Linked DNA regions of Homo sapiens: region 2 is linked to region 1. A link is an interaction called in ENCODE POLR2A ChIA-PET data of the cell type or tissue named here. Cell type or tissue: endothelial cell of umbilical vein. All regions are shown on one strand.

Region 1 (5,000 bases):
CCACAGACATGTGCCACCTTGCCCAGCCTTTCCCAATTTTTTTTTTTTTTTTTTTTTTTTAGACAGGGTCTCTGTTACCCAGGCTGCAGTGCAGTGGCACAGATCACAGTTCACTGCAGCTTCCTCCTTCCTGGGCTCAACCAATCCTCCTGCCTCAGCCTCCTCAGTAGCTAGGACTACAGGCATGTGCCACCATGCCCAGCTAATTTTTCTATTTTTGTAGAGACAAGGTGTCACTGTGTTTCCAGGGCTGATCTTGAACTTAAGCAGTCCTTCTACCTTGGCCTCCCAAAGTGTTGGGATTACAGGCATGAGCCACCATGCTTGGCCCATGGAGGATTATATTGAAAGATTGATAGCATAACAGAATAAAAGGTGAAAATGCCCTTTTAAATCTCCTGCTCTGGCCTCTTCACCAAAGCTCTTCCCTTTCCAGAAAGCTACTATTAACAGTTTGGTATATGCTATTCCAAACTTTGTGTGTATGCATAAACTTAAAGCATTAAACAAAAAATTGGCTCACATTGTACATTTTATTTAGATCTTGCTTAGATTAACCCATGTGGTTCTTTTTGATGTTTTAAGGCATCTCATTATGATGTATCTGTAGTGCTCCTGAGCGGTGAGACCTGGGGGGTTGCTCACTCCTTCAGTTTTCTACTTATCAGTCCCGAGGACCCTTTTCCACTACAGATCTCTATGGCTTGCTCCTCACTTTAAGTCTTTGCTCAAATGTTGTGTTCTCTGACCACCCTACGTAGAACCGCAATACCCTACCTTGATTCCTCTCTGCACTCCCATTTTGCTTTTCTAACATCTATATATTTTACTGAATGTGTCTTTGCTTACCTTCTGTAGTATGTAAGCTCAATGGTAGCAAGAGTCTTTTCTTCACTATATTTTTTATGTTTTTTGAGGCAGGGCCTTGCTGTGTTACCCAGGCTGGAGGGCAGTGGTGCAATTTCAGCTCACTGCAACCTACATCACCCCCACCCCCCACCCACCCCCACCTGCATCCCTACTCAAGCAGTCCTCCCACCTCAGCCTCTTAAGTAGAGTAGCTGGGAACACAGGCATGCACCTCCACACCTGGCTATTTATTTTTATATTTAGCAGAGACGGGTCTTGTCATGTTGCCCAGGCTGGTCTTGAACTCCTGAGCTCAAGCATTCAGCCAACCCTGGCCTCCCAAAGTGCTGGGATTACAGGTGCACACCCGGCCCACTCTCTTTATTCTTAGTACCTGGCTTACAGCAGATGCTCAGGATACATTTGTTGGTTCTGTCAGTCAGTCAACAAACAAGTGAACTCAGGACCCCTCTCAGATTGATAGCCACCCAACAGCCCAACCTGTCTCCTTTTCTCCTGTTATCACTCTCCACCAAAGAGCCCTAGGGGTGGGTGCTATTGGGTTGCAAGCAGGTTGAGCATCTTCACTGGGAGGGTAATGTGGGGAACTGCCATCAGGGACTCTTCAGATGCCTCTACAGAAGTGTTATGAAGAATAATGCCAACAGGAATACAATAGTGTTTTATTGATCACTTACTGTGTGCCAGCCCTGCAAGTCAAGAGAGAGAAAGTGTGAGCAGCAAAGGCAGGGGTAGAGCTAGCGATGCAGAGAAAGAGAAAAAGGAGAAAGTGAGCGATAGTAAGTGGTGAGGGAAGGGAAGGGAGACTAGTGGGGATTGAGTTGGAGAATTGAGAAAACTTGCCTAGGGGGCCACTATTGCTGGTCAGAAGAGTGACACATGTTTGACCCTGAAAAGTAGATCTCTGCTAGTGTGAGTTTAACTAGAATATTTTAACATCCATGCTGCAATCTTTTGAGAGAGGAGAAAGAGTGGCAAATTATGTCTGCTAGTATGGAAACATGTAGTTAGCAAGTCAGCAATTTAAATTTCATGGAGAGGGAGATAAAAGACCTTATCGGGAGTAAGAATAGAGCTGTGAAGGACTATATTCAGTGTTTCAACCTCAGCCAAAGTTGTAACAGCCTCTTAAACAGAGGCAAGTTAAAATGATTACAAATTTAATGTGTGTTTCCATTTGTATCAAATGGTTTGTCCAGTCTGTACTAAGATAATTTAGTAACATACCTTTCTTTGCCTTAAGGATGTTTGAAAAGTAAAACAAACTATTTAATGCAAGTTAGGATAAGTGTAGTCAATTTATAAATACTCACTAGAGAGGGAAAAGGAAACAGCTGTAGACAGTGTTAACCATAAAGAGAGGTTGTTTCCAGAGTTACCCAAGATAGTACCAAGACTATCTGCCCAGATTGGATAATAATTTTTCCCCCAAATTCAGTCTTGTTTTGAAAGAATGCCCAATAGTTGTTTTATTTCGGTTTTTGTTTGTTTTTTTTTTGTTTTGATTAAGTACCTTTAATGAGTGGAAGTAAAATCTTAAGATTGATTGTCACTGGGACCCACTTTTCTTAAGTGTTGCATTCTTATGTGAGAATGACCTGTTGATTTCCTTTCTCTTGCATAGTTGACACTCTTACCTTTTCTTCCTTTTAATTCTAGTGAGGATGCTGACACAACCTGTGACCTTAGGCAAATTACTTAAAACTAAGTCTACATTTCTTGGTTGTTTTTTTTTGTGTGTGTTTGAGTCTCCATTTTCTTAACTATAAAATGGGATATTAGTATCTGCCTTGCAACTTTATTGTAATGTATTAATGAAATGCCATTTTTAAAAGGGCTTATTTATATTTAACACAATGCTTGGCACAAAGTAGGCACCAGGGGAATGGTATTTCCTTTTCTCCTCCCCCTCCTCCTTATGGTAAACTTGTGCACATTGTTTTCTTGCTGAAATGGCTTTGAGAAGCAGCCTCACAGTTAAAAGTGCAATTGGCCTTTGATATATACTAGATAGTTTGTTCATACAACTTGGGAATTGGAGAACCATTTTCTAATTCAAATGAGAACTTGGAATTCTGTCTCCAATAAAGCTTCTTACAGGTCATGCGTATCCCTGAATTTACTCACAGGCTAATGTTCACAGGCTACTCTTTGTTTCTCTTTCAGATGAACAGACTAGCCACTTTGCATTGACTGGAAACAATGGCATTTACAGAAAGAGTCAACAGCAGTGGCAACAGGTAAGCATAGAATCTATGATTCAAAGACATGCTGATATTTAATTTTATAATCTACTTTTCAATGAATAAGTTTGGTCTTTTTCAATTTTGCAACTTAAGAACTCACGGGTGCAAGAAAATGTTTGAAATTTTCAGTTTTCTCTACATGAAGTCAAACTTGTTGGACTGGCTACATATTTTCTTTTAAATCTAGCAATCGCTGAGTCTGTTAACTCATTTTTTTTAAAAATGTGGATGTTAATTTAAATGATTAAATCAGCATTCTAATGCTGTGTTCAGGATAACAAGATTGCACTGATTTGGGGAAAGCATACACATGTTCAGCCTGTGCTTGAAATAAATAAACAAATCCATCTCATCCTGAAAGCTGTGAAGGAGGGAATTCCTTCATATTTGTATTTTGCCCCTTTCACATCTCTCCCTCCAACTCTGCACACACAATTTAGTGCCTTCTTGCATATAGTAATTGATCAGTGTTGATTGAGGGGATCATATTAACATTTTGAAGCAGTTTTACATAATAACTCATTTGACATTCGGAAAGAATTGTTATCACTGATTAGTTTTTATTTAAAGTATTAGCTATTCAAAAATATATATATATATATATTTTTTTTTTTTGAGATGGAGTCTCAGTCTGTTGCCCAGGCTGGAGTGCAGTGGTGTGACCTCAGTTCACTGCAGCCTCCACCTCCCAGGTTCAAGCAATTCTGCCTCAGCCTCCCAAGTATCTGGGATTCACCATGTTGACCACGCTGGTCTCTAACCCCTGACCTCAGGTGATCCCCCTGCCTCGGCCTCCCAAAGTGCTGGAATTACAGGCGTGAGCCTCTGCGCTACTCCAAAAACGTATTAAATGTTTTTAAATGTTACTACTACCCCTTGTAGTAACATTCTAGCAATTGCAGAGTTGTTTTTATTGTTACTTTTATCATAATTTCTATTTATTAATTATTATTATTATTATTTTTTTTTTTTTTTTTTTCCCGACTGGGGCAGGCGGGCTTTATTCCGGGTGCTGGAGAGCTGTGGGCCCCACTCCTCCCCCAGAATGCCACCGGGTTGAGGGGCTGAGCCTCAGCAGGGGTGAGCGCTCAGAGCAGGAAGGGGATGATGGGCATGCGCAGGGGCGGGTAGTCCCGGAACTCCTTCAGGTAGCTGCGGTGCTTGCCCTTGGCCCAGATGGTCATCTGGGTGAAGCCCACCAGGGAGAACAGGGCCACTGGGAGACACTGCGTCATGATGGCGAAACCGATCCAGGACCCCACCTCGTAGGTGTAGTTGGGGCAGGACACCAGCAGGAAGAGCCACGTGAAGGGGTTCTTGGTGGGGTATGGGATCTTCCGCGTCTTGGACCCAGCGGGCCGCAGGTCCCGCAGGGCCATGTGGATGGAGAAGTTGCCGAGCTGGCAGATCACAAAGATGGCGAGCGCCAGTTTCACCTGCTGAGCTCCGTAGGTAGGGGGAGTGTAGAGAGGGTGATTGATGTAATAGGCCATCCACGCGGCGAAGCCCCAGTAGTAGGTGCAGTTCTGAAAGGGAGCAGGGCAGGGATGGGACTTGGGCCAGCACCGGACAAGGCAGATGCTGCCCATGTCTCATCCCGAGGTATTATTATTTTTTTAAGACAAAGTTTCGCTATTGTTGCCCCGGCTGGAGTGCAGTGCCATGATCTTGGCTCACTGCAACCTCTGCCTCCCGGGTTCAAGGGATTCCCCTGCCTCAGCCTCCCAATTAGCTGGGACTACAGGCGCATGCCCCGACACCTGGCTAATTTTTGGTAGAGACGGGGTTTCACCATGTTGGCAGGCTGGCCCCGAATTCCTAACCTCAGGTGATCCACCTGCCTTGGCCTCCCAAAGTGCTGGGATTACAGGCGTGAGCCGCTGT
Region 2 (5,000 bases), 260 kb after region 1:
GAATACAGACATAAAAATCCCCAACAAATATTAGCAAATATAATCCAGCAAAATATAGAGAATGATCACGACCAAGTAGAATTTATCCTAAGAGTTTATGCAAGGCTGCTTCAATATTCAAAAAAATATAGTCTACCATATTACCAGCATATTAAACCATACTAAACCACCACAACAACATACTAAAGAAGAAAAACCACATAGGAAGTAAAAGTTATCTCCAGTGCAATAAAGCAAGAAAAAGAAAAGGCAAAGACTGGAAAGAAACAAAACTGTCCCTATCAGCACACATAATTGTCTATGTAAACCATTCCCAAGGAACAGCTAGAACTAGTAAGTTTAGCAAGGTCACTAAAAACAAGGTGAACATGGCTGAGCACAGTGGCTCACACCTGTAATCCCAGCACTTTGGGAGGCCGAGATGGGCGGTTCACAAGGTCAGGAGATCAAGACCATCCTGGCTAACATGATGAAACCCCGTCTCTACTAAAAAAATACAAAAATTTAGCCAGGTGTGGTGGTGGGCGCCAGCTACTCAGGAGGCTGAGGCAGGAGAATGGCGTGAACCTGGGAGGCGGAGCTTGCAGTGAGCCAAAATGTGCCACTGCACCCCAGCCTGGGTGACAGAGCAAGACTCTGTCTCACAAAAGAAAAAAAAAAAAAAACAAGGTGAACACACAAAAAATTAATCATAACATAGCACACTGTAGTCTGGAACTTCAAGCCACTGCACCTGGCTATAGTTTTATATAGTTTCTGATCCATTTTATATAATATATAAAATATATTTTTATGTTATATATATAACTATACCTAAAACAATAAAACTTTTTGAAGAAAACACAGAAAAACTTCATGACTCGGGGTCAGGCTACTAGTTGTTAAATATGAAAGAAAAAAATTGCTAAAATGGACTCCATCAAAATTAAAACCTTTTGCTATGAGAAAGACACCATAAGAGAATAAAAAGACAAGCTTCAAATCAGGAGAAAAATGTTGGCAAACCACATATTTGACAAAAAATTTACATCCCAAATATATAAAACTTTCAAACTTAACGAAAAACAACTCAATTAAAATATGGACCAAAGACTTAAGACACTTCACCAGTGAAGACACATGGATGGAAAATAAGCACACAAAAAGATGTTCAACATCACTGCCATTACGTAAATGAAAATTAAAATAATGAACCAGGCACAGTGGTGTGCGCTTGTAGTCTCAGCTACATAGGATGACTGCTTAAGCCCAAGAGTTCGAAGCTGTAGTGCACTATCATCCGATCATGCCTGTGAATAGCCACTACACTCCAGCCTAAGCAACATAGCCCCTGCCACATCCCCATACACACACCCCACAACCATAATGAAATACCACTACACATCTATTAGAATGGCTAAAATAAACAATACTAACAATACCAAGTGCTGGTGAGGATGTGAAACACCTGGAATTTTCATATACTGCTGGTGGCAATGCAAAACAGCATCACTGTTCTAAAAAAAAAAAAAAGGTGGAAGTTTCTTACACAGTTAAACATATTCTTATACTATGACCCAGCAATCTGACTCCTGGCAGTTTAACCTAGAGAAATGAATGCTCGTGTTTACACAAAAACTTGCATATGAAAACATATAGCAGCTCTAGTTGCAATTGCTAAAAACTGAAAATAATCCAAATAACCTTCAACAAGTCAATGGATAAACAAACTGTGGGTACACCCATACAATAGAACACTACCTCACAATAAAAAGGAACAAACTTGGTACATGCAACAACCTGGATGAATCTCAATGGCTGCTGAGTGAAACAGGCCAGTCTCAGTAGGTTACTACATACTCTATGATTCCATTTATATGATATCCTCAAAAGGATAAAATCATAGTGATGAAAAACAGATCAGTGGCTGACAGGGATGAGGGGCAGGGAAAGAGTATGACTAAAAGGAGACGGCAAAAAGAGAGTTTTATGGGATGATGAAACTATTTTGCATCTTTTTTAAGTGTTAATTTAAAATTGATTTGGGTGATGATTAGATAAATCTACACATTTGTTAAAATTCATGGACTTGTACCCCAAAAATGTCAATTTTGCTATATGATAAAAAATAAAATGGAAAAAAAGATTGTTGCATTCCAACATACTCAGGATAAAACTCAAAAGACACAAGGCAATATAATCACAAGCCACTCTACTGCTTAAGGGATAAATCAGCCCATAAAAATAAAATATAAAGGCTGGCCAGACACAATGGCACATGCCTGTAATCTCAGCACTTTGAGAGGACAAGCTAGGAGGATCGCTTGGGCCCAGGAGTTCAAGACCAGCCTGGGCAACAGAGTAAGATCCAGTCTCTACAACAGATTTTAAAGTTAGCCACATGTGGTGGCACGCACCTGTAGTCCCAGCTACTTGGGAGGCTGAAGTGGGAGGATCGCTTGAGCCCAGGAGGTCGAGGCCACAGTGAGCTGTGATCATGCCTCTGCACTCCACCCGGGGTGACAGAGTAAGATTCTGACTCAAGAAAACACACACACACACACACACACACACAAAGGAAGACATCAGCATCACGATAGAAAACACTATCTGCCGTCATCGTTCTAATTGCATGTAAATTAAATCATTTAGTCCTCACTACAACTCTATGAAGTAGCTACTTTTATTTTGCCCTTTATCCTTCCGCCTCAGCACCCCCTGCCCAAGTAGCTGGAACTATAGGCGTGCACCACCATACAGGGCTAATTTTTGTATTTTTTGTAGAGATGGGGTTTTGCCATGTTGCCCAGGCTGGTCTTGAACTCCTGGACTCAAGCGATCTGCCCACTTAGGCCTCCCAAAATGCTGGGACTACAGGCCTGAGCCACTGCACCCAGGAGTCTTCTTTCACTTATTTTGCCATGCCATATTTTGTGCCCTAACTATCTGAAGAAACTGAGGCACAGCAAGATGGAGTGAAGCCCAAGTAAGTGGTGGAGCCAGGATGTGAACCTAGGCAGCAGGGCTCCCCAGCCTGTGCTATTAACTACCACACTACAGTTCAAAGCACTTTAGAAGTGAAATATAATTACAGAACAAAATATATGAAAAACCAAGGTCCTTATCTTCTCCCTCACTATACTTTTAGATTCCCCTACTTTTACAAGTAGCAACACCATTTTTTCAGTTACCCTACTTCAAAACATGAGCCATATTTGACTCCTCTCAACTTTCACAACCTATCCACTTCAATTCTCCTGGATTCTACTTGGAAAAATCTCTGTTCATCCATCCCTTTCTTCCTATTGTCATTGAACTCTATTCTCTCTCATTGTACTCCAGTTCAGATCCACATACTAACCTGGATTGTAGTGACTTCCCCTAACCAATCACCACATTCCTCCTTGCCATCAATAAACATCTCTCAAGGATTAGATGCTGCTGGATTTATCTAACTCAAACTGTCCTTTCCAAACTGCTTAATGTATGTAGCTCAGCTTATCCTGGCATTCAAGGTCCTCATTGCTCTGGCTCTAGTCTACCTTCCAGTCTTTTTCTCCATTCATTTTTTACATAAAGTAGGGAAAGGGGGAAAGAAGATGGAAAAACTACTTATTAAACCACTGTGCACCACCTATTTTGCCAGTAATCTTAAATATACTCTTGTTTAAGCATCACCTTATGGATGGTTCTAACATCCCTGACTTGCCCAAGGCCACACAGTTCTGTAGAAATGGTGGGAGATGGGGTTTCAATCCAGCTGTGATTAAGTCCATTCTTTTTCTACTATATCACAGATTTAATTATTCAGTTTTCCTCAAATGTATTTGCAAATGCTCAAGCTATTCCTTGTGAGGGAATGATGTCAAGGCCCAACTTAAATAATTCCTTTTTATGAATTATTTCCTAATTCTCCCAATGGGATGTGATCTTTCTTGTGAACCCCCATAGTACGCTGTATTTCTCCAACTCGTTCACTTTTTTTCTTTTGTATTTTAGACTTGCCTGCTTAACACAGTCTACTCTTTTTTGAAGACTGTGTCTTAACAATATCTATGTATTTGCCGACAATGAGCCGGAGTCATGAGTGACTGAATTAACACGATCTCTATGGGTTGGGTTTTTTCCCCCAATGAAAAAAACTGGGTCAACTTGGCTCTCTGCTCCTCCCATTTGACACACAGCTGCATCTTCTCATGCATTGCCAGCTGCATCGCTGAGGTAGTGAAGGTGATGGCCGGAGTCAACGGATTTGGTCGTATTGGATGCCTGGTCACCAGGGTTGCTTTTAACTCTGGAAAAGTGGATATTGTCGCCATCAATGACCGCTTCATTGACCTCAACTACATGGTCTACATGTTCCAGTAGGATTTTACCTATGGCAAATTCCATGCACCGTAAAGGCTGAGAATGGGAAGCTTGTCATCAGTGGAAATCCCATTACCATCTTCCAGGAGCGAGATCCCTCCAAAATCAAATGGGGCAATGCTGACGCTGAGTACGTTGTGGAGTCCACTGGTGTTTTCACCCCCATGGAGAAGGCTGGAGCTCACTTGCAGGAAGGAGCCAAAAGGGTCATCATCTCTCCCCACTTTGTTGACGCCCCCATGTTAGTGATGGGCATGAACCATGAGAAGTATGACAACAGCCTCAAGATCATCAGCAATGCCTTCTGCACCACCAACTGCTTAGCGCCCCTGGCCAATGTCATCCATGACAACTTTGGTATCGTGGAAGGACTCATGACTACAGTCCATGCCATCACTGCCACCCAGAAGACTGTGGATGGCCCCTCTGGGAAACTGTGGCGTGACAGCTGCAGGGCTCTCCAGAACATCATCCCTGCCTCTACTGGTGCTGCCAAGGCTGTGGGAAAGGCCCTCTCTGAGCTGAATGGGAAGCTCACTGGCATGGCCTTCTGTGTCACCACTGCCAAGGTGTCGGTCATTAACCTGACCTGCCATCTGGAAAAACCTGCCAAATATGATGACATCAAGAAGGTGGTGAAGCAGACATCGGAG

Evidence for each region. Peaks named below come from ENCODE experiments on the same cell type or tissue, not always from the same donor. Only the 100,000 strongest peaks of a DNase experiment are listed, where the experiment ranks them.
Region 2: POLR2A ChIA-PET joins it to region 1 with 5 read pairs; 7 of 35 experiments call an interaction of 5 or more read pairs at or near these places.

The regions. Positions count from the first base shown.
Region 1 is chr4:86,945,462-86,950,461 of GRCh38, forward strand. AFF1 (ALF transcription elongation factor 1) reads left to right here. Exons shown (of 21, transcript NM_001166693.3): 2 at 3,037-3,110. The coding sequence starts at 3,073. It also overlaps the pseudogene TECRP1. Among named protein-coding and RNA genes, the nearest start is that of AFF1, 13 kb to the left of the region's middle. In endothelial cell of umbilical vein, no CTCF peak of the experiment used is centred here; a DNase peak (open chromatin) is centred at 2,190.
Region 2 is chr4:87,202,886-87,207,885 of GRCh38, forward strand. All of the region lies in intron 1 of KLHL8 (kelch like family member 8), which reads right to left. It also overlaps the pseudogene GAPDHP60. Among named protein-coding and RNA genes, the nearest start is that of KLHL8, 15 kb to the right of the region's middle. In endothelial cell of umbilical vein, no CTCF peak of the experiment used is centred here; no DNase peak of the experiment used is centred here.